Regions from separate parts of the Homo sapiens genome. Here region 2 is linked to region 1. Evidence: chromatin contacts called from ENCODE Hi-C or POLR2A ChIA-PET data. All regions are on one chromosome and are shown on one strand. The core of a region is the stretch at or near the end of the contact, and the rest is flanking DNA. Distances in the headings are between cores, read along the strand shown. Region 1 holds the start of USP37 (ubiquitin specific peptidase 37). Region 2 overlaps CYP27A1 (cytochrome P450 family 27 subfamily A member 1).

What was found. A loop is a pair of places that touch in the nucleus more often than their neighbours do. ChIA-PET counts read pairs that join two places held with the same protein, here RNA polymerase II (POLR2A). Pooled maps may share reads with other maps.
Region 2: a pooled map shows a loop between it and region 1 (3-fold over the local background). The contact joins the enhancer-like site here to the promoter of USP37 in region 1. A Hi-C loop is called at or near these places in 5 of 50 pooled maps. POLR2A ChIA-PET finds 5 or more read pairs at or near these places in 2 of 52 experiments (GM10248 and Panc1).

What each region holds. Positions count from the first base shown.
Region 1 is chr2:218,565,395-218,571,671 of GRCh38, forward strand. It overlaps USP37 (ubiquitin specific peptidase 37), which reads right to left and starts at 2,957. Exons shown (of 26, transcript NM_020935.3): 1 at 2,784-2,957. It overlaps CNOT9 (CCR4-NOT transcription complex subunit 9), which reads left to right and starts at 3,445. Exons shown (of 8, transcript NM_005444.3): 1 at 3,445-3,584. The coding sequence starts at 3,561. RefSeq lists enhancers at 2,800-3,427, 3,428-4,055, 3,850-4,039 and silencers at 2,920-2,989, 3,080-3,139.
Region 2 is chr2:218,802,384-218,808,660 of GRCh38, forward strand. All of the region lies in intron 1 of CYP27A1 (cytochrome P450 family 27 subfamily A member 1), which reads left to right. Among named protein-coding and RNA genes, the nearest start is that of MIR9500, 18 kb to the right of the region's middle. Within about 2 kb of position 4,073, at least 27 of the 41 ENCODE cell types and tissues checked have a DNase peak (open chromatin) inside an H3K27ac peak, as active enhancers do.

The sequences.
Region 1 (6,277 bases), core at 1,707-4,206:
AAATGGACAAAGGAGAAAAAATTAGTTTTGTTACTGAAAGTGGAAAGCTGACCTAAAGTTTATCTCCAATTCAAAGAGTTTAAAATCTGAATGGTTTTATGATATAAAAATGGGTAAAAGAATCCAAAGTTGGAAAACGTTTTGTTTTTTCTCATGTGTCCTCTAACTTTTCAGAATGAAAAGTGTTTGTCATGAGATGATGACAAGAACATCAGCAAGCTTTGCTTCCAAAAGACATGATGGTTCTTACAGCAACTTCCAGCTTATTTAACAAATTATTGGGAAATAAAAAAGAAGTGGTCACTAGCCTATATTCTAATAGGAGACAGACTTTAAATAATCACACATGTAAATATATAATTACAAGTTCTGGGCTGGGTGCAGTGGCTCACACCTGTAATCCCAGCACTTTGGGAGGCCGAGGCAGGTGGATCATCTGAGGTCAAGAGTTCAAGACCAGCCTGGCCAACATGGTGAAACCTTGTCTCCATTAGAAATACAAAAATTAGCCGGGCATGGTGGCGGGTGCCTGTAATCCCAGGTACTTGGGAGGCTGAGACAAGAGAATCGCTTGAATTTAGGGGGCGGAGGTTGCAGTGAGCTGAGATCATGCCATTGTACTCCAGCTTAGGCAACAGAGCAAAAACTCCATCTCAAAAAATAATAATAACAATAATTACAAGTTCTGAGAAATGATATAAAGCAAGATACATGGAATGATGAGTCTTAAGATTAAGACTTGGGGTAGAGGATAACATTGAGAAGGCTTCCCTGAGAAGGTATCACTTAAGTTGAAAACTGCAGAAGGAGATGACTGATAGATGGTGGTGCTGGAACAATCCAGGCAAACAGCATCCCCAAAGGCCTTGAATTGTAAAATAACTTGATATGACTAGGGAAATTAAAAGCAATGTGGCTACAGTTTAGTGAAGGAGAGGAGGAAGATGAAGTTAGTGAAGCAGGCAAGAACCAGGTTATGCAGTCTTGTGAACCACAGTAAAGATTCCGAATTTTATCCTAAATGTAACAAGCACTTACCAGGAGGAAATCCACCAAAAGGTTTTAAGCAAAGAAATATGTTACTACTGAATGAGGAAGTCATATATGGTTGGTTTGGGTTTTGGGAGAGTGACTAAGAGCAAGAACAGAAGAAAATAATGTAACCAGATAGAAGAGTATTGAGTTGATCAGCTTATAACAATAACAATTAATGCTTACTGGCCATTTACTCTGTGCCAAGTGCTTATCATGGTTATCTCACTTAATCCTCATAACAATCCAATAGGCTGAAAATTACTATTTCCATTTTACAGATGATAATACAGGAAGCCAAGGCAATCAAGTCCAGGTTTTTTAAGGACTGTGGCTTAAACTAGAAAAGTGACAGTGAAAATGTACAGAAAAAGATGCAAGACACGTATTGGAAGTAGGATAGAACTTGGAGAGAGTAGAAGTCAAGAATGCCTCCCAAGTGTGTAGCCTGTGTCATGTGCCACTTAATAAACTGGGACACTGGAGAAGAAAGAATTTCGATATGGAGAGAAAGATCAAGGCTTTGGATTTGGCTGTGTTGCATCTGAAACTCCTAAGAAAAAAATCAAGTTGAGATGTCAAGCAGACAGCTGGCTATCTAGATGTGGAGCTGAAAACAAAGGGAATAGGCTGGAAATAACAATTTTTAAGTCATCAATATATAGATCAAATTTAAAGCTTAGGGAGGAATATAAGAGTAAAAGAAGAGGACCTAGGACTGAACCCAAATACTCATTTTACTTCATCAAACATCTTTAAGACAAGTGAGTACTTTTATATCACTGGGTTTTTCAGTCCTCCTTCCATTTTACCTTTCAGCAGAATGCAACACTACTGATGACTTTTTTCATGGCTTGCAAGACGCATCCTCCTCTATTGGTTATTAAACAGCAGGAATTCGTCAATGCTCCATCCTAGGTGCCTTTATTTTACAGCACTATACTCTTTTTCGGCAATTTCATCCACATCCATGGCTTCAATTACTATCAATATGGCAGATGACAAACACATACACACACCGCGCACATTTACGTACGCAGCCCAGAACTCTCCTAAGATCTCCAAACCCACTATATCCAACTGCCTACTTGACATTCCCTCTCAGGTATCTCTTCCAGTTAGACACTTGTCAGGAATTGCCACCTCAATAAAGGAATTTATACAGAGCTGAAATTTTGAGAGGAATACCCCAAAACCACTTTAGGACAACTCTTCAGGACACAGGATTTTATCATCAATCATCATTTCCTTTCATGGATCATGACTTAAAATAGTTACATCTAACAACCTGATCTGGCGGCTAGAAATGGGCGCAAGGAAATGCACAACAAAAATACAATTCATGTTTTGCAGTGAGGACTGGTCAAGAGGAAGGTGAAGATGGTCAAGAGAGTGAATGAGTATCATGTCCAAGGCCTGGTGGATGTGCCGTAACGAAAGTCACCTGAAGAGACAGCAGGCCCTGTTAGAAGGTAAGAGGCGAACGACAACAGCCCCAGAGAAAAGGGGCCAGGTTTGAGTTTCGGAGGGAGCGAGTGGCAGTGGAGACCAAGTCAAAGGAGAGGTGGAAGCCGGGGCAGTGCACCCAAAGGTAGTACCTGTGAGGCTGGGGGTGCATCGAGGGGTTGTGGGCGGGCTGAGTAGCAGCAGGGCGAACTCCAGAGGAGTGAACGCCGAGTGGGCGGATCGCACAGAAGGAGGAGGAGGTAGGGAAAACGGCTCAATTGAGAAGCTACCCCGGCCCGCCTTACCTGCGCCGAGGGTCCGGAGCCCCCGGACAGACCCGCGGAAAGCACGGAGCCCGCGAGGAGTGGGAGGAGCCGAGGGTAATGGAAGTAGGGATACCGAACCCAAAGGAGGGAGGCCGCTAGCTACCCCTAGTCAGGGAGAGCGGCTGATGGCGGGAACTGTGACCACACGCAAACACGCACGCACGCACGCACACTCGACGCGACCAGACAGGCGCGTGCGCGTCAGTCGAAAACTCCGCCCCTCACACGCCCTCGCCCCGCCCCGCCAGTACCTAGAGCGGCCTAGCCCGGGCAGCCCCGCCCCTGCCGTGACTGTAGTAGGCACGCGCACTTTCCACCTCACCCGATTTCGACGCCCCCCCACCATTTCCCTCCTACGCAACCCAGTCGGGCATGCGCAATAGTTGTCTTGCCGGGACTGTCCATCTTTTCCCGCCGTTCACTGGCTTTTGGAGGAGGGTCAGAGTTCACGCCGCTCTCTGGAAATAACTGCTCAAAGCCAGAAGTTGCGGGGACTAGTGGTCGCGGACGTCCTTCCGGTCCTAAATCTTAAGGGGCAAAGGACATACTCTGGGACTGTTAACTAGGCCCTGGAGGCGGGAAGAGGATGTGTGGGTGGGGTCAGGGGTGAGAGGTCAGAGGGCCGCGAAGTGGGCGGAGCGAGCCGGAGTCGGATGGCGGCTACGGCGGCTCATTGTTTTCCGCTGCAGGGGTGCTGAAGGGGGGACGCGGGTCGGACGCGTCCGGCTGTGGAAGAGAGCGGCGGCCGCTCACAACATGCACAGCCTGGCGACGGCTGCGGTGAGTGGCTGGGCCCCCAGGCTTGGAACCAGAATCCTTTCTCAGACCCACGTTTCGGCCTTCTCTCCTAATTCCCGGTGTCGGGTCCCTAGTCTGATTTTTTTCTGCCCTCAATCTCCAAGGCCCCGGTTCCCCTCCTCGGCACGCTTTGGTTGTGGTGGAGCCGGCCCCTATTTCCTTGCCGGACGCCTCTCGCGGCCTTCAGCGCGACCCATCGCGTTCTTTGCGGGCGCCGGGGCCTGGTCCCACGCCCGTAGCAGGCCATTCATTGATTTATTGCGCTGACCAACAGTTTCAGGGCGCCAGTTGTGTTCTGGGCGCCGGCGTCGATGAGGGGAATTCCATGGTCAATCTGACGCGGCCCCTGCTCTTAGAACTCACCACGTCGCAGCGGGAAGGAAATGGCTTCTAGTTCAAACCACTTGCTTTATTTATGGAAAACCTGAGGCCCGGAAAAGTGCATAATTTTTGCATCTGACTTAGGTTCTCTGCATTTAAAACTTTTCCTCGACACATCTCGTTTTACCCGCGTGATCTTTTAACAAAAAAGAAAGATAGTGTAATTCAGCTATCCGAAGTAATCCTACTTCTCTTGGCATTTAAATAAAATCTAGACTCCTTGCCATAGCCTGCACGGCCCTGTATGATGTGGTACTTAACCCACGTTTATAATCTCGTTTTATGTCTCTTGCTCCTAAAGCTTCAGCTACTCTGGCCACCTAACCCTCTGCAACGCGCTTATTTTTCTCCAAGATGCACTTTGTGGTCTCTATGCCTGGAGTGAATGTTCTTCTTATCCCTCCTCCTTTACATACACAGCATGAGTGTAATTGGTACCTCTTCCTTGAACTCTCCTTCCTCTCCTTAAACTGTTTATCCAAATCCATCTTTCTTCAGGTCTCTGCCTAAATCGGTCTCAGAGTGGCCTTCCCTGACTATCCTCTTCAAATTAGTTCCGCAGCCTCTAACTTTAGTAGAGTACCCTTTACAGCCCTGATCCCCGTGTAATTATTGTATTCGTTTATTTGTTGTCTGTCTCCTTGAGGGCAGGGACAGGGATCATGTGAGCCCTGTTGACGTGGTTTCCCCGGTGCCAGGACAGTTCCTAGTACAAGATTAAAGACTCAGATACTTTGCTGCATGAAAGAATATTGAAGGGAAGGTGACCACTGAAAGAACATTGCCATGATGGGGAAAGGAGATCATTTGATTTGAGCATACCTGCCTGAAGACCAATTCTGCTTTTTCTGTTTAACCAAAGGGAAATGATTTAAGGAAAGTAATGTACTGAAATTGTATTATCAGGCAAAATGACGTAATTACTAAATAAAGCACCAAAAATTGCCATACGTTTAAGTACAAAAAGTGAAAAATTGAGCCAAGTATGACTAAGCTATAGAAAACTGCTTTTTGAGATTTGATCTCCATTGTCAGTTCCAGTGCTGTTGGTATCTCTGCCTCCTTTCATACTGTTTCTAAGTGTTTGTAACTATTCAATGTAGAGAGTATCTTTTATATCTCAATTAGGTCATTGCAATTCCCCTAGCTTTTTTGTTCCTTCTCCCAAATTATATATGTAACGTGGGGAAAAGCAAGTTGAAAGATGAGTGTGCTGCTATTAGGGGAAAGACAGGTTAAATAAGGGAAATTATTCTAAGGTTGACTTGTCCATCTCTCAAAATCTGATTGTGTCTTCTCCCGAATTTTATCTTCGATACTGAGCCACTCTTTTCCCTGTGCCTTCCCAAACTCTGTAGCTATTCCTTTTATTTTCAATTGCTCCCTAATGCATCTTTTAAACAACCATTAAAGCTGTGGTACATTACTTATAATAAGTACTCAATACATGTTTCTTCACGTTTTCAGTGCCTTACATTAATTTTAAAATTTGAACTTTTAGATGCACTTTCACTTAGGATGTTTGGACCTCGTAGCAGCTCTGACAAATTCCTTCGTACCACTCATTCACTAGGTTATATTTAGCTAGTGAGGAAACTAAAACGTAAAAAGTTGAGCCACCTCATTCTCAATTCTTCATGCCTTCCGTTGGAGCAAACTGCATTATTCTGATGTGGGTAAAGGGACAGTAATGATGCATATCACTCACTGGAATTTGAGAAGCATAATTAATGCATGCAACCGTGCCCAGAATAATCAAAGCCACTTGAGAAGATGCTTACTTTCTGCCGAACAATGAAAGTGTGTATCTGTGACTTTATTTATCTCTTTTTTAAAATAGTAGGTAAATCATCATTTCAGCTAGGGAGATAACAAAGTACTGCCAAATGAGAATGTAAGCCGGGTGGTGTGTGCCCATAGTCCCAGCTACTTGGGAGGCTAAGGAGGGAGGACACTTCACCCCAGGAGTTCCAGGCTACTGTGTGCTATGAAGGCACCTGTGAATGGCCACTGGACTCCAGCTTGAGCAACATAGCAAGACTTTGTCTATTAAGAGAGAGAGAGAATGTAGTCACATGTAAATGCAGGATATTATTCACTAGAAGGAAAAATTAAGATAGTATGGGAAGTATCTTAAATTTTGACTCTTGAGTAGTCGTATGCTAGAAATGTTTAGTGTAGTAGGCTTTTGTGATTCTTTTTTTTTTTTTTGAGATAGAGTTTTGCTCTTGTTGCCCAGGCTGGTGTGCAATAGCGAGATCTCAGCTCACAGCAATCTCCGCCTCCTGGGTTCA
Region 2 (6,277 bases), core at 2,823-5,322, 240 kb after region 1:
TTACTCCATGCTTTTTCCATCTGCTAATTATTTATTTACTTCCTATAAGGTCTTTACTATTTCTTGCTCATTCAAAGAGCTTTGATTCTCAGGATGCATGAGTTTGTGCTGCTTTTTGGAACGTTGTTCTAGCAGCTTGTCAAAAGTGAGGAAGCACTCACATTTCTGTTTACTCTTCCAGAAGGCTGCTTACTACGAGTTTGTTGCTGGAAGAAAAATAGTACTCCATTTCCTGTAGAAAAGAGAGACAGCCGATGTTTTCTTCGGAGGGCAAATAAATAAGAATAAACCCAGCCTCTGCTCCCTTATCTAGGATCTAGGAACTGATACTGTTATTTTCTTTTTTTCTCTCTTTTTAAGCCATTCTAGTGGTTAACAGTGGCTTTGGTTTGCATTTCCTTAATGACAAATGATGTTGAACATCTTTTCTTGTGGTTAACAGTGGCTTTGGTTTGCATTTCCTTAATGACAAATGATGTTGAACATCTTTTCTTGTGATTATAGGCCATTTGCATATCTTCATTGGAGAAATGTCTATTCAAGTTCTTTGCTTATTTAATTAATTAATTTATTTATTTTGAGGCAGAGTCTCATTCTGTCACTCAGGCTGGAGTGCAGTGGTTTGATCTCGGCTCACCGCAACCTCTGCCTCTTGGGTTAAAGTGATTCTCATGCCTCAGCCTCCCAAGTAGCTGGGACTACAAGTGTGCGCCATCACGCCTGGCTAATTTTTGTATTTTTAGTAGAGACAGGGTTTTGCCATATTGGCCAGGCTGGTCTTGAATTGCTGGTCTCAAACTCCTGGACTCGAGTGATCTGCCTGCCTTGGCCTCCCAAAGTGCTGGTATAATGGGCGTGAACCACCACGCCCAGCCATTCTTTGCTTATTTTTAAACTGAATTTGTCTTTTTGTTGTTGGGTTGTAACAGTTCTTTGTATACTCTGGATATTAAACCCTTATCAGATATATGATTTACAAATATTTTCTCTCGTTCTATAAGCTGTCTTTTCACATTCTTGATAATGTCCTTCGAGGCACAAAAGTTTTAAATTTCTTTTTTGAGACCGAGTCTCGTTCTATTGCCAGGCTGGAGTGCAGTAGTGCGATCTTGGCACTGCAACCTCTGCCTCCCAGGTTCAAGCAATTCTTCTGCTTCAGCCTCCCAGGTAGCTGGGACTACAGGCACACGCCACCACACCCAGCTAATTTTTGTATTTTTAATAGAGAAGAGGTTTTGCCATGTTGGCCAGGATGGTCTCGATCTCTTGACATCGTGATCTGTCCACTTCGGCCTCTCAAAGTGCTGGGATTACAGGTGTGAGCCACCGTGCCCCCGTCTTTTTTTTTTTTTTTTTTTTTTTTTTTTAGATGGGAGTTTTACTCTGTTGCTCAGGCTGGAGCGTATTGGTGCAATCTCAGCTCACTGCAGCCTCCACCTCCCGGGTTCAAGTGATTCTCCTGCCTCAGCCTCCCGAGTAGCTGGGACTACAAGCATGCGCCACCACACCTGCCTAATTTTTGTATTTTTAGTAGAGATGGGGTTTCACCATGTTGGCCAGGCTAGTCTTGAATTCCTGACCTCAGGTAATCTGCCCACCTCGGCCTCCCAAAGTGCTGGGATTACAGGTGTGAGCCACCATGCCTGGCCAAAAGTTTTTAATTTTTATGAAGAACTATTTATCTATTTAAAAAAAATTCCTCATGCATTTGTTATCAAATCTAAGAATTCATTGACATATCCAGGGTCATGAAGACTTACCCTTATATTTTATTCAGAGTTTTATAGTTTTAGCTCTTCTTTTTAGATTGTTGATCCATTTTGAATTAATTTTTGTATATGGAGTGAGGTAGGGGTCCAGCTTCATTCTTTTGCATTTAGTTATCCAGTGGTCCCAGTACCATTTGTTGAAGAGACTTTCTTTCCCCATTGAATGGTCTGTGCACCCTTGTCAAAAATCAGTTGACTGTAGATGTTCTAGTGTATTTCTGAATTCTCAGTTGTATTCCATTGGTCTATATGTCTACACTTACACTAGTAACTTACTGTTTTGATTACTGTAGCTTTGCAGTAAGTTTTGAAATCAGAAAATGGGAATGTTCCAACATTGTTTTCTTTTTTAATATTGTTTTGGCTATTTAGGGCCCCTTGCAGTTCCATATTAATTTTAGGATCAGGTTTTCCATTTCTGCAAAAAGGCTATGGAATTTTGAAAGGGAATGCATTGAATTTGTAGTTTGCCTTGGGGAGTACTGCTGTTTTAACAATATTAAGTCTCCTAATCCATGAACATGGATGACTTTCCACTTATTTAGGTCTTTAATTTCCTTCAGCAGTGTCTAGTAGTTTTCAGTGTTCAAATGTTTCACCTCCTTGGTTAAAAGTATTCCTAGGTATTTTATCTTTTGGATACTATCATTAGTCTGTTTGGGCTGCCATAACAAAATACCACAGACTGGATGGCTTAAACAACAAATTTATTTTCTCACAGTTCTGTAGGCTAGAAGTGAGAGATCAGGGTGCCAGTGGTTGGTTTCTGATGAGGGCTGTCTTCCTGGCTTGTAGTTGGCTGCCTTCTTCCTGTGCCCTAGAGGGCAAGCTCTCTGGTGTCTCCTATTATGAAGACACTAATTCTATCAGATCAGGGCCCCACCCTTATGACCCCATTTAACCTTAGTTACTTCCTTAGAGGCCCCATCAACAAATGCAGCAACACGGGGTTTAGGGTTTCAACATAAGAATTTGAGGGGAGTGCAGACATTCAGTCCAAAACAGAGGTTATTGTAAATGGAATTATTTTCTTAATTTCCTTTCAGATTGTTCTTCCAGGTTCTTAAAACTCTAGACGAGCTACTGTTAACAAGTTTCCTACGTATCCTCTTCCCCACCCCCTTTCTATGTCTGTCTCTGTCTCTCTCATGTTCTTTGCATTGTCTGCAACATGTTTCTTTCTGCTGGATTCATTGACAACTGTTAAGTATGTACTGAGTGTCTTATTAATGTGCTTAGCAGTGTGCCCAACAATTTGGGATGTCATAAAGAAGTATGACATGGTTTTCACCCATGAGGATTTTCAATTTAGTTGAAGAGACAAGACATCCGCAAAATAATTAGAAAACTGTTTAGGAACATATGTAATCAAATTCTCAACTGTCTGGCCCATGCACTAGGATAAGAACTCCTTAAGAATGGTCTTTTATGCTGTGCTTACTGCTGTATCCCTAGGAGGAACAGGACATGAGATTCATAAATGAATGTTGAATGAATTCAACATTCTCCTGCTTTGGAGTTTTGTCAGGTGGGGGCTAACCCTCCCATTCATCCTGAAAGATGATCTTTGTTCTGCAAAGTGGCTCTTAGACAGGACCCATCCGAGAATGCTGGGACTTTCCAACTGGCTCAGGTTACGATCTAATGGTAGGATCACAGACACAGCACGCATCTCTCAGCAAGTATCCTGCTGTCTTTCTAAAATAACTTCTTACATAAGTAGATCCTTGTTAAGTTCCACTAAGTAAACTAACTGAGGAGCATGAAGGAAGAAGGCATGGCTTAGCTAAAAGGAGAAATGTCCCAGAAACCTCCATACTGACAGCCAGGAAGTAGTCTCAGAGGCTTTGGATTCCAGGAAAGAAGCTGGTATTGTTTTTCTACTTTAAAAATATAACTTTTTTTCTGCTGATTCCAAGAACGTGGCAAAAAATTTTTGAAAAATAAATCACAGTATAGAGAAGAAAGTAAGTTAATTTGTAAAGCACTGTTTACCACCATTGAGATAACTGCTGTTCAGATTTTTATTAAAATGTTATACATAAGTTTACTTCAACTTAACAGAAGGATAAGAAACCAAACTTTAGAAAAATATTTCTTCAAAATGGTATATATTTGTTTTAAACAGGTCTTCTAAAATTAAAGAATTAGGAGACATATTAAGAGGCTGGACTTATTGCAGTAGTTCTCAATCTATGGTGATTTCATCCCCCAGGGGACATTTTGGAAATGTCTAGAGACATCTGTGGTAGCCACAACTCAGAGGGGGTGCGGTACTTGTGGGGAGAGGCCAGGAATGCTGCTAGGCACCCGGCAACGCACACCACTGTCGGCTACAACATAGAATTATCCACTCCGAGTATTAACAGTGCCACAGTTGAGTAATCCTGGGTTGTTATTGCATAATATTGTGGTTTTAAAATAGTACACGCTTTTCAAGGGCCTACGTTTGTTTCCAGTTAGAAGGACATAGTTGTTTTCTCAGGGATCCGTGGAGTAAGTGGTTCAGAGCATGGCCTCCAGCCAGGTGTTTGGAGTTTGAATCCTGACTCTGCTACTTAATGATAAAGTGACCTTGAGCAACTTCTTTGGGCCTCAGTTTCCTCATCGGCAAAATTGTGGTAATATTAAACCTACCCCAAACAGCTGTAGTGAGGATTGAATGAGCTAATATAAGTAAAATTCTTGGAACAGTGTCTGGTTCATGGTCAGCTCTATGGAAACACGTGCAATTATTATTGTTAATGTCTTAAACTGGAAACAAATTAAGCCTACTTTTAGGACAGGTCTCCTAGGGAATTTTTTTTTTTTTTTTTTTTTTTGAGATGGAGTCTCACATTGCCACCCAGGCTGGAGTGCAGTGGCATGATCTTGGCTCACTGTAACCTCCTCCTCCTCCCGGGTTCAAGCGATTCTCCTGCCTCAGCCTCCCAAGTAGCTGGGATTACAGGCGCCCACCAACATGCCCAGCTAATTTTTTGTATTTTTAGTAGAGACGGCGTTTCACCATGTTGGCCAGGTTGGTCTCGAACTCTTGACCTTGTGATTTGCCCACCTCAGCCTCCCAAAGTGCTGGGATTACAGGCGTGAGCCACTGTGCCCGGCCCTCCTAGGGAATTTAATAGAGGAAAATAGATGTGTATGTAAAGTATTTTTTAAAAAGCAACCTTTAAGGAAAAAAACAAAACTCACTCACAGGAAAATGATATGGCTGGGGCACTTATAAATCTAAGGAGTATTTACAGGAATTCAGAGGCTCAGCAAGGATTCCCTGCCTTCTAGAACTATCTGGTCAATGTCAGGTGACTTACTGTTTCAGAAAACATTTCTTTTTGTACCTTTAGACTTTAAAAATTTGAATAGGTAATACATTATCATAGTTCAAGACTCAAACAATAGAACATGATACACACTAAGCAGTCTGACCCCCTCCGCTGCTCCCCTGACCCTCCCATAGTAATCACTTTATATTTATTTATTTAGAGACAGAGTCTCACTCTGTCATCTAGGCTGGAGTGCAGTGGGTACAGTCATGGCTCAATGCAGCTTTGACTTCAAGCAATTCTCCCACCTCAGCCTCCGAGTAGCTGGAATCACAGGCGCACACTGCCATGCCCAGCGAATTTTTTTTTTTTTTTGTAGAGGCAGGGTTTTGCCATGTTGCCAAGGCTGATCTCAAACTCCTTAGCTCAAGTGATCCTCCAGCCTTGGCCTCCCAAAGTGCTGGGATTATAGGGGTGAGTCACCATGCCCGGTCCAGTAATCACTTTCACTAGTTTCTTATGTATCCATCCAGTATTTTTCTATGAAAGCAAATACAAATACTATATATTCTTATTTTAGACCTCCTTTCTTAGGCAAAAGATATACTTTTTCACATAATCTATCTTGGATATCTTTCTGTATTAGTACACAAGGAATTTCTTCATCCCTTTTTAAGGTGACATAGTATTTCATTATGTGGATATCTCATGCTTTGTTTATAAATTTGCTCGTACTTTTGTAAATATTAACAAATCGTCCTCCAAGTAGGGATGTGTTATTTTGGAGTCCTACCAGCAGTATATTTTCCTTCCAGGAAAATAGGCATATTCACTGCAGTTTGCAGACGATCAGCTGTTCAAAATTAGAACACACTGGCAGGTGTTCCTGGGAGGTAGAAATGGGAAACAGGTCTAAATGGATGTTAGGGGTTTGTCAAGACTGTCCTTCCAGGAACTGGCAGAATCAGCCATTTGTTCAAGGTGATGTCTGGGTATATGGGTGATATATTGGAGGCAATTATGTTGGATTGGTCCTAGGAGAATCCAGTTTTTAACACCAAAACTAAGATCCAGTAAAGTTGGAGTTTTTCTGGACTATGGGTTGGGTGACGTTTCCTTCTGTAATTTGAATGATAGATTTCATCTCCACAATTGGTAATGTCTCTTTTATAGAAGGTCTTTGGCCTAATTTCTATACTGGAACCGATTCTGATCCTCTCAAAATCTCTTCAGTAACTGATTAGG